Linked DNA regions of Homo sapiens: region 1 is linked to region 2. The links are chromatin contacts, found by Hi-C or POLR2A ChIA-PET in ENCODE. All regions are on one chromosome and are shown on one strand. The core of a region is the stretch at or near the end of the contact, and the rest is flanking DNA. Distances in the headings are between cores, read along the strand shown. Region 1 overlaps FHIP1A (FHF complex subunit HOOK interacting protein 1A). Region 2 holds the start of FHIP1A (FHF complex subunit HOOK interacting protein 1A).

Region 1 (3,774 bases), core at 547-3,046, 49 kb after region 2:
CTTTGGAAATGTACCCTGATCCACCAATCATGGTTACATACAGTATTGTTAAAATATATAAACATTTAAAATCTCATAATGAAAGTATAACTTTTATAGAGCAGAAGACTTAGAAAACATACACATAACACACAAAAGAAAAATAAATCATCTATAATCTGGCCACTTAGAAATAACTATTGTTATGCCCTTACTTTTTTTTCAATGTAAATGATTTTGATTGCATTTACATTGGATTCCCAGAGCAGAGGGTAAACAGATTCCATAAAAATAATGAGTTGGATTCATATGAGATTGTTGTATTGGTTATTGTGACAATAATTTTGGCCCTGTCTACCTTTTACTTTGCAGTTATTTCAAAAAATTTTTGTATAGCTTGAAAAAAACCTATTTGTTTTTATTTTACAGTATTATTGTGATTATTTTAGAGTATTTGAAAGCTAATGACATTATTTTAAAGAGGATCTTTTCAATGGATAGACTTCTGGGAATGACAGAAGGAGATTTTCTAATAAATTAGAGAGTTATAGTTGTTTAGTTTTCTCATATCAATAAATCTCTGTAATAGGTAAATATGGTCTTGTAGTGGGGCTTTTTTGGTAATTTTAACAGTTTTTTTCCCCATAAATGATGTATGTTAAGAAGGTATGTGTTTCTGAATTATTAGTTATGTCCTTTTATCATTAATGGAAAACCTGTGTGGGCTAAGTAAGAATAGAAAAATATGAAATGTCAGACAACTTAAAGTTTCTGATATGTGTGAAGCTATTAGGTGAATTTAAGCCCTTGACCACTGACAGGTGCATTTGGAACAGGAAATTGCCTGAGCAGTGGCCTTCTGCATGTAGGGAAGAGCCCTGGCCCTGGAAGTGTGCTTTCTGAATCTGAAATTATTCTATTTGGTCTATCCGTGTTGTGCCCTACCAGGAAAGGGAGAGAGGGGTTTTGTGTTTTAGAAGAACCTCACAAATTCTCCATGTTCCAGAACTTATTACTGACTGTAAAACTGCAAAGTAGAGTTTATTCCTTTTCCCTCCACCTGTCACATATATGTCTTTTGACTGATTGAGAAATCTTAACCTTTTTGGAAATTAGTGGCTCCTTTCTGTGTTTTTAAAAAAGGTGTTTTTTAGTATACTGTCTGGCTGCCCTAGTTCTATAATGTCTTTGATTTAACTCCCCTTCCGCCCCTTTTTTAGGTATCTCTGAGACCTTTTTTGGAGGGGTGGGGATCACAAACTCAGAGGCCAGGCAGGTAGTATAATATGAATATAAGTTTCTAGGGAGGAATGGTAAGAACTATGACAGACTGGAAAATACTTCTATCTCCAAAGGTAATTAAAATAAAACAAAAACAGAAATATATTTTGATGGCCAAACAGGAAATCCAGATTTGGCTTGAAGCCTACCAGTTTATGGTCCCTGTAGTGATAATGGTAGTAGAGTAGTCATGTAATGATAATGATTGTAAAAAATAGCTAACATTTATTGAGCACTTACTATGTGCCAGGCACATGTGCTATCTTATTCTGTCTTCACAGTAAAGGTAAATGTTATTATTATCCCCACCTTAGAGATGAAACTGAGGCTTAGAGAGGTTCTTTGCCCATGTCGCAGAGGTCATAAGTAGCAGAGTGAAAGCCAGGTTTGTCTAACTCAGAATCATGAGCTCTGTGATGTGTTTTGCTTTTAGGCCACAGAACTTTGAATTGCACTTGGAAGAAAATAGTCAGTGGTTAAGCTACTCAGAGTGTTGGCACCAACCAGTTTTGTGGCCTTGGGGGAAGAAGCCAGGCCTGGAAAAAGGGGCAGTGTTCTTGGTCCTATAAGGAGGAGGAAACAGCCTAGCCAGGTCTGCTGTGGTGTGAACAGGCTCTAGGAAAGTCTTCACCAGGTACTTTGGGAAGTGATTTCTTTGGTAGAGGGTAAAGAAAGTAATAGTTCCTGTGAGGTGCAGAAGATGTGTGTGGGTTTGGGGGTGGGGGTGTCTGTGCAGCATATAGGAGGGGAAAATCAGACTAAATGGAAGTTTAGTAGGAGCTTTTAATGTAGGTTTTGGCAGATTTGAGTAAGGTCTACTGGAATATTTTGTACCCTGGCTGTCCTTAACTGTGTATTTGGGAATATCTAGAACTGTAGAATAAATAACTAAAATGTATGGGGTTGACATTTAATCCAGGGCTTCTTGTTGCAGTACACTTTAAAACTGAATGGGGTTTTAGTCTGGGCGCAAGGGACTGTCTTTTGTTTGGCTTATCTTAGTCGGCTCCTACTCACACACCACAGAGTCGCTTTTCTTGGGCATAGTGGATCTCTATCAGGATCACTGGCATTTCCTGTAATATTTAGCAGAAAAAGGGTCATAGAGAAAGTATCCTCACAAACTCTTGGTTATTGAACCAACCAGCACCACCAAAATATTTGCTGTTAACATAGCACCTTTAAACGAACAAGTGACTTGTTATACCTTGTAGTTCTCAAACCTTCTCTAAGTGACTTTAACACAAGGAAATGAAAAGTAAAGCCAATCTGTTCGTATGACCAGCTGCATGTGAACATAAACCCTGGGAAACACAGTGGCCTCTGTGAGAGGGCTGCTTGCATAAACCTCACAGAGCCCTAAAGAGAATTTTTTTTTAAAGTATATATATACACACACGTGCACAAAAAGTATTACCGGAGTATATCTTGACTTTTGTTCCTGAAAAAAAGTGAATATACTACAAAAATATATAAGAAGGTAAGATTGATTGATGGAGTTTACTTTCTGCTACCTAAAGACTTTTAAATAGATACTGAAGGATAAGGAAGCAAATTTAGTTTCAAGAAACCTAATACGTCTCAAAGTGAGTACGGGTGGGACCAAAAGTCCAGCAAGAGTGGGTCTAGGGAATCCCTTCTGTTAACTGTTTCATGGTTTAAAATGATCACTTTCCTAAAAGGAACAAGAAAAACTGGTCTAGTTTGTTTTCCAAGTTGGAAGTAAATACTTATGTAAGCAGCACCTGACTTTGCAGCGTTTCCATCTGTAATATCATTTAAGAATTTGGCCAGATCTCAAGTGATTTATGTTTAGCAAACGAGATTATCTTCAGCTTCCTATTGTGGAAGAGCAAATGGTTTGGGGTTTGGTTGCTGCTTTTCAGCCTCTTTTTAATTGCTTCTTCAAGGTAGTACTGCATTAATCTTTGTTATTTACCTTCAGTGTTGGTTTGCGACAGAAGCAAGAAACCAGAACAGTGGCTGAAGCTAGAATGGCTTTAAGTGTTAATACCCTTGTTGTAGAGCTACCAAAAACAACAACTATTTATTAAGGTTGACGGAGAGAGAGCAAGAATGAGAAAGACCTTTTGCATACACTTGGAATTCAGCTTTTTGTATATATATTTTTTATCATATGACAGATGCTCTTAATTTTATGGACAAATGAAATAAAGGGAATCTTTAGATTGCTATTTTGAATGCTTATGATTGTTTATGTTTTTAAGAGTTTAATTTTCTCCCAATATAGGAAAACATTTATTTTTGAATTTGTGGCTACATATTGAAAAATAACACTTCTTTTTGATATTTGAGGATACATTATTATGGTAATGTGAATACCAACATACTGTTTATTTAAAATGTGGGTAAATTTTTAATATGTTCTACATTTAAATCAGCTTTTAGAGGCCCTGCGTTAAAGGTCTTCCTGTTATTAGGTTTAAATTTGTGTGAGAGAGGTAAACATTTTAGCAAATAAGTGATCATTTTATTTCCCATGGCTGGACAAAA
Region 2 (3,923 bases), core at 393-2,892:
TCACAGCTTTCTACTCTGAGCTCTATCTTCCTTGTTCTTCCCCAGCTTTTACTTAGGAGCCACTTCTTGACTGAGCTTGTCACAGGTGAAAGGCTGATGAATCTGGAGAGATACTTGTGGCAAGTACCCGGTGTTCCTGCAGTCATCCACAAGCGCAGCAGTGGTGGTAGACAGCTAGAGAAGAAAGTGTAAAGTTTGCATCCTCCAATTATCACGGTTGCAAGACAGAACTTGAAACTAGATACACCTGATTTTGGTTATCTCTGGATGCCATTCACCGAGAATGAAGGGAAGAAGATACTTCCTCCAAAGGAGAATCTGATGAGGCGCCAGCAGGCTGCTGCTGCGGTGGAAACTGCCACATCCGCTTTTGCAAACTGGTGTGGCCCCAGCTGCTTGGACTGAGGCTCAACGCAGGTTTCAGCCACTTCAACCACAGGGCTACGAACATGCCAAGAGAGCCACTAACCAAGTTTCTCATTCCTCCTCTGAGATTTAAAGTCCATCACTTCGCGACTCAAACACGCAAGAGGCGTGGGAGACGGAGGAATGGGGAAGCGAGGCGGCGCTGCCCACCTTGGCAATGGCACAGCCGCGGTCTCTGATGCAAAGGCAGGCGGCCGCGCAGGGCCGGGCCTGGGTGGGAAGGCTGGGCTCTGGGAAGGATGTCGGGGCACCCGGCAGTGCCCAAAGCCACCATCTCAAGCGTGATAGTGGGAAAATGGATGCTGCACCTGCTCTCTCATCTTGCGGGGAATCGTGATTTGGGGAAGTTTCACCTTTGTTGCAGAACTGCCCACATTAGAGCCTTCATTTCTTGGGAAGGGGTTGGCGGGAGTTGCCAGTGAAATGTGTGACACACACACGCGCCACATACTCCCCAAACCCACAGACGACTCCAGTAACGCTCTAGTTACCCTTAAAAAGTAAAACAGAACAAATCAGCAGGCCCCCTCCCTCCATCCTGGCACTTCATTAATGTCGGCCAAGGCCACATTTCCCCTGCCCACTGCAGGGAGTCTGTCAGGAGAACAACAGGCGAACGTTTGCCTCACTTGACTCAGCTCTCTTGGGGCGGTATCAGCATTTTAAAATTCACACCTAAAGGAAGGAGTCAGCAAAGGAAAGCAGAGCTGGGCCGGGGCGCCGGTGGCCGCCGTCAAACCTTTGGGAAGCAAGAAATCCGAAACGCCCGTGACGTGCGGCGTTGTCCGACTCCTTCCACTAGGCAGAACCCGAGAGACGAGCCTTTGGCGGGACGGTGAACGATTGTGCTGTGTACGGCGGTGTGCGTGCGTGAGTAAAGAGTGTGTAGCTCCGGCCAAACGCTAGCCCCCAAGGGCGCGAGTGCTACACTGCGCCCAGCTCAAGTTTCTGTGGAAACTTTCCCTCAGAGGCTCCTCCTCCTTCACCTTGGAAACCGGCGCGGGCCGTGCGGCGCGGCACTGCCTAAGTCCCCGGCGCACCTGGCGGCGGCGTGTCCCAGCGGCAGAGGCGGGGCCGGCGGCGGCGGGGGCGGGGCCGGGGCGCGCTCCCCGAGGCCTCCAGGCAGGTTGGGCCCCACCCCCGCCCCTGCCCCGCCCCGGCCCCCGCCCCCGCCCCCGCCCCCCCCGCGCTCACTAGGGAGAGGCTGGGGGGAGGCAGTGACCCACGCGCCTCAGCCCGCGGCTGACGCACCTTCGAAAAGTTGCGCTCCGACCTTCTCACGACCTACATTCTTCCCGGGCACTCCTGAGTTTGAGCCGGGCCTGGAGGACCTGGGCCAAGACTTTCGAGCGGCGGCCGCCCGAGGTGCGAGGAGCCAGCCCGGCTTTCCTCACTGGGTCCCGCGCAGGCGTCCCCGGGACCGCAGAGCAAACTTTCTGGACTATCTGAGGACACTTGTCCAGCGAGCCCCACTGCTCGGGGAGGAGGAGCCACGGCCGGGGACAGGTAGGTGCTGTGCTGGCCGGAGATTTGCGCTTGAGGGATTCTTTTATTTTAGAGGGTTGAAGGAGGAGGGAGAGTCGAAATGTCCCTTCTCTGCATCCGCCAACTGGGCAGGGGGTGCGGGCATTGGGCTGAGGGAGCAGGCATTGGGCTGGGGGCCGGCTGGGGATGTTCCAAACGAGGTCGCTGCGTCGGGCGGGGGCGCAGGGGGGAGGAGGTGACTTCTAGGGTTTCGGGCTCCGGGACGGGGCGTAACGCGGTGACTGACCCTGGGAGAGAGAGAGCCAGCTTGTTTTGACGAAGGAATATGTCATTAGGGCCCTCCATCCCATTCCTTGGTCCCAGGGTCCTCTGGGAGGCACAGGAAAAGGCAAAGAGATGTGGAGTTCAGGTTTCCCCTGTAAATCAACTTGCTTACACAGGAGACAGAGGCGGTGCCCCTCTGAGGTTTGCAGCCCTTTCCTGGTGTAAGGACTTACTGGTTAGGTAGCTGTTGCTCAATTTCGTAAATTCTGTGATGAAACTGCGTTCAAGTCGTGGTTATTATTGATAGTGTGTATGTGTTTGTGTTTCCTCTGGCTCAACAAAGGTCCCTTGTTAACTCCGCTTCTGCTAGGGAGTGGGAAGAACTACCTTGGTGTCTTATTTCAGGCCTGGTCAGAGCGAGGTGTTGGTGCAGGCGGCGGTAGCCTTGTTGGCTTGGGACTTTGGGAATCACATGAGCAGGTCTAGTGAATTAGTGTCCCAGCCTCCTGGACCCACCCATTCACAGCAGATCTAGCTTCCACTATTCAGCAGATGCTGCAGCCCCAGCTATCCAGGGACAGGGAAACCCCCCTGAAGGGAAAGAGCCAAATGTTGAGAAGGAGAGACAGCTTTCAGGAGGAGGAGTAAACAATGCCTAACAATTGTTGCTTCCCTATAGATTGGGCTTGCTCCCTTGGCTTCTCTGGAAGGGCTGTGCTATCAAATTCATCTCATTAGGAAGTCAGCTGCTCCCTGCTAATAGTCATAGCAGCCCTGATGAAATTATATAGGTCATTGAAAAATAATTCCTGCTTAATTACCTTTATCCTGTTGATTAATGAGAGGGAAGATTTCCTCTCCTTAATGTATTATGCCTGCTTGTCAGGGTCACCTGCCTGACCTCAAGTTCACTTGTACACCTGGCACTAGGCAGGATGCTGTCCCCGAAGCTGTCCACATGTAGTGAACCACAGCTGAAGTCCACGTTTGGAGAACTTCAAAGGTCTTCTTTGGACCGAAATTGAGCAGGATATTTAGTCCATAAATTTACTCTTTAATACAGTATACTTGTTGGCTTTAGGTAACTTTTCGCATAATTAAAGGTTGATATCTTTTTAGTTCCAGTTAATCCCTTTCCGCAGAGCTCATAAGAATTATGTCCATGCCTGTCTTGAAATAAATTAAGTTTGGGGTCCTATTTATCATTTGTCCTGTAGGACAAGGAACAGGATTAAACTGTGTAGGGTGGCTGGAAAGGGGCAGAGAAACTGGACATCACTGAAGTGGATTCAGAGAGTGATTGAGAGTGGTCTAAAAATTTAGGTCCAACTGCCCAGCTACCTTTTTTCTTGGCTCTCATATAAAGACATTGTGTAGGACTTTTAATGGAGGACTTGAAGACTAGAAATAAAAGGAGTGTTTTATTTTTACATAGTCAGAGTGATGCATTGCTGGACAGTTCTGTACTCTGCCTCCCAAGATTGGTTCAAAATACTTTCTCTGCTAAGTTCTTTCTTTAATAGGAACTTGATAGATAATGACTGCAAACAAGAAGCAGATGTACAAATATATTATGTAGAGATATGGAGGTAAAATGAGAAAAAACAAGAATTGCCTCTGAGGAGTGAAATTATATATATATTTTTTTTTTTTTAAAGTTAGGGTCTCTCTCTCTCTCTGGCCCAGGCTAGAGTTCAGTGGCATGATCTCGGCTCACTGCAGCCTTGATCTCCTGGGCTCAGGCAGTC

Evidence for each region. Hi-C counts contacts between places; a loop is a spot of excess contacts on that map. ChIA-PET counts read pairs that join two places held with the same protein, here RNA polymerase II (POLR2A). Pooled maps may share reads with other maps.
Region 1: a loop to region 2 is called in a map of PC-9, with 5 times the contacts of the local background. The contact joins the enhancer-like site here to the promoter of FHIP1A in region 2. A Hi-C loop is called at or near these places in 4 of 168 maps with a recorded cell type or tissue (Caco-2, PC-9, gastrocnemius medialis and 1 more) and 3 of 50 pooled maps. POLR2A ChIA-PET finds 5 or more read pairs at or near these places in 11 of 52 experiments (H1, HEK293T, MCF 10A and 7 more).

The regions. Positions count from the first base shown.
Region 1 is chr4:151,456,540-151,460,313 of GRCh38, forward strand. The region is part of intron 2 of FHIP1A (FHF complex subunit HOOK interacting protein 1A); the gene reads left to right. Among named protein-coding and RNA genes, the nearest start is that of FHIP1A, 49 kb to the left of the region's middle. Within about 2 kb of position 1,797, at least 3 of the 41 ENCODE cell types and tissues checked have a DNase peak (open chromatin) inside an H3K27ac peak, as active enhancers do; they include PC-9, where a contact is called at or near this core.
Region 2 is chr4:151,407,534-151,411,456 of GRCh38, forward strand. FHIP1A (FHF complex subunit HOOK interacting protein 1A) reads left to right here and starts at 1,643. Exons shown (of 14, transcript NM_001109977.3): 1 at 1,643-1,932. FHIP1A-DT (FHIP1A divergent transcript) reads right to left here and starts at 1,359. Exons shown (of 3, transcript NR_183963.1): 1 at 1-1,359. RefSeq lists enhancers at 73-382, 214-913, 914-1,613 and silencers at 840-1,312, 1,433-1,602.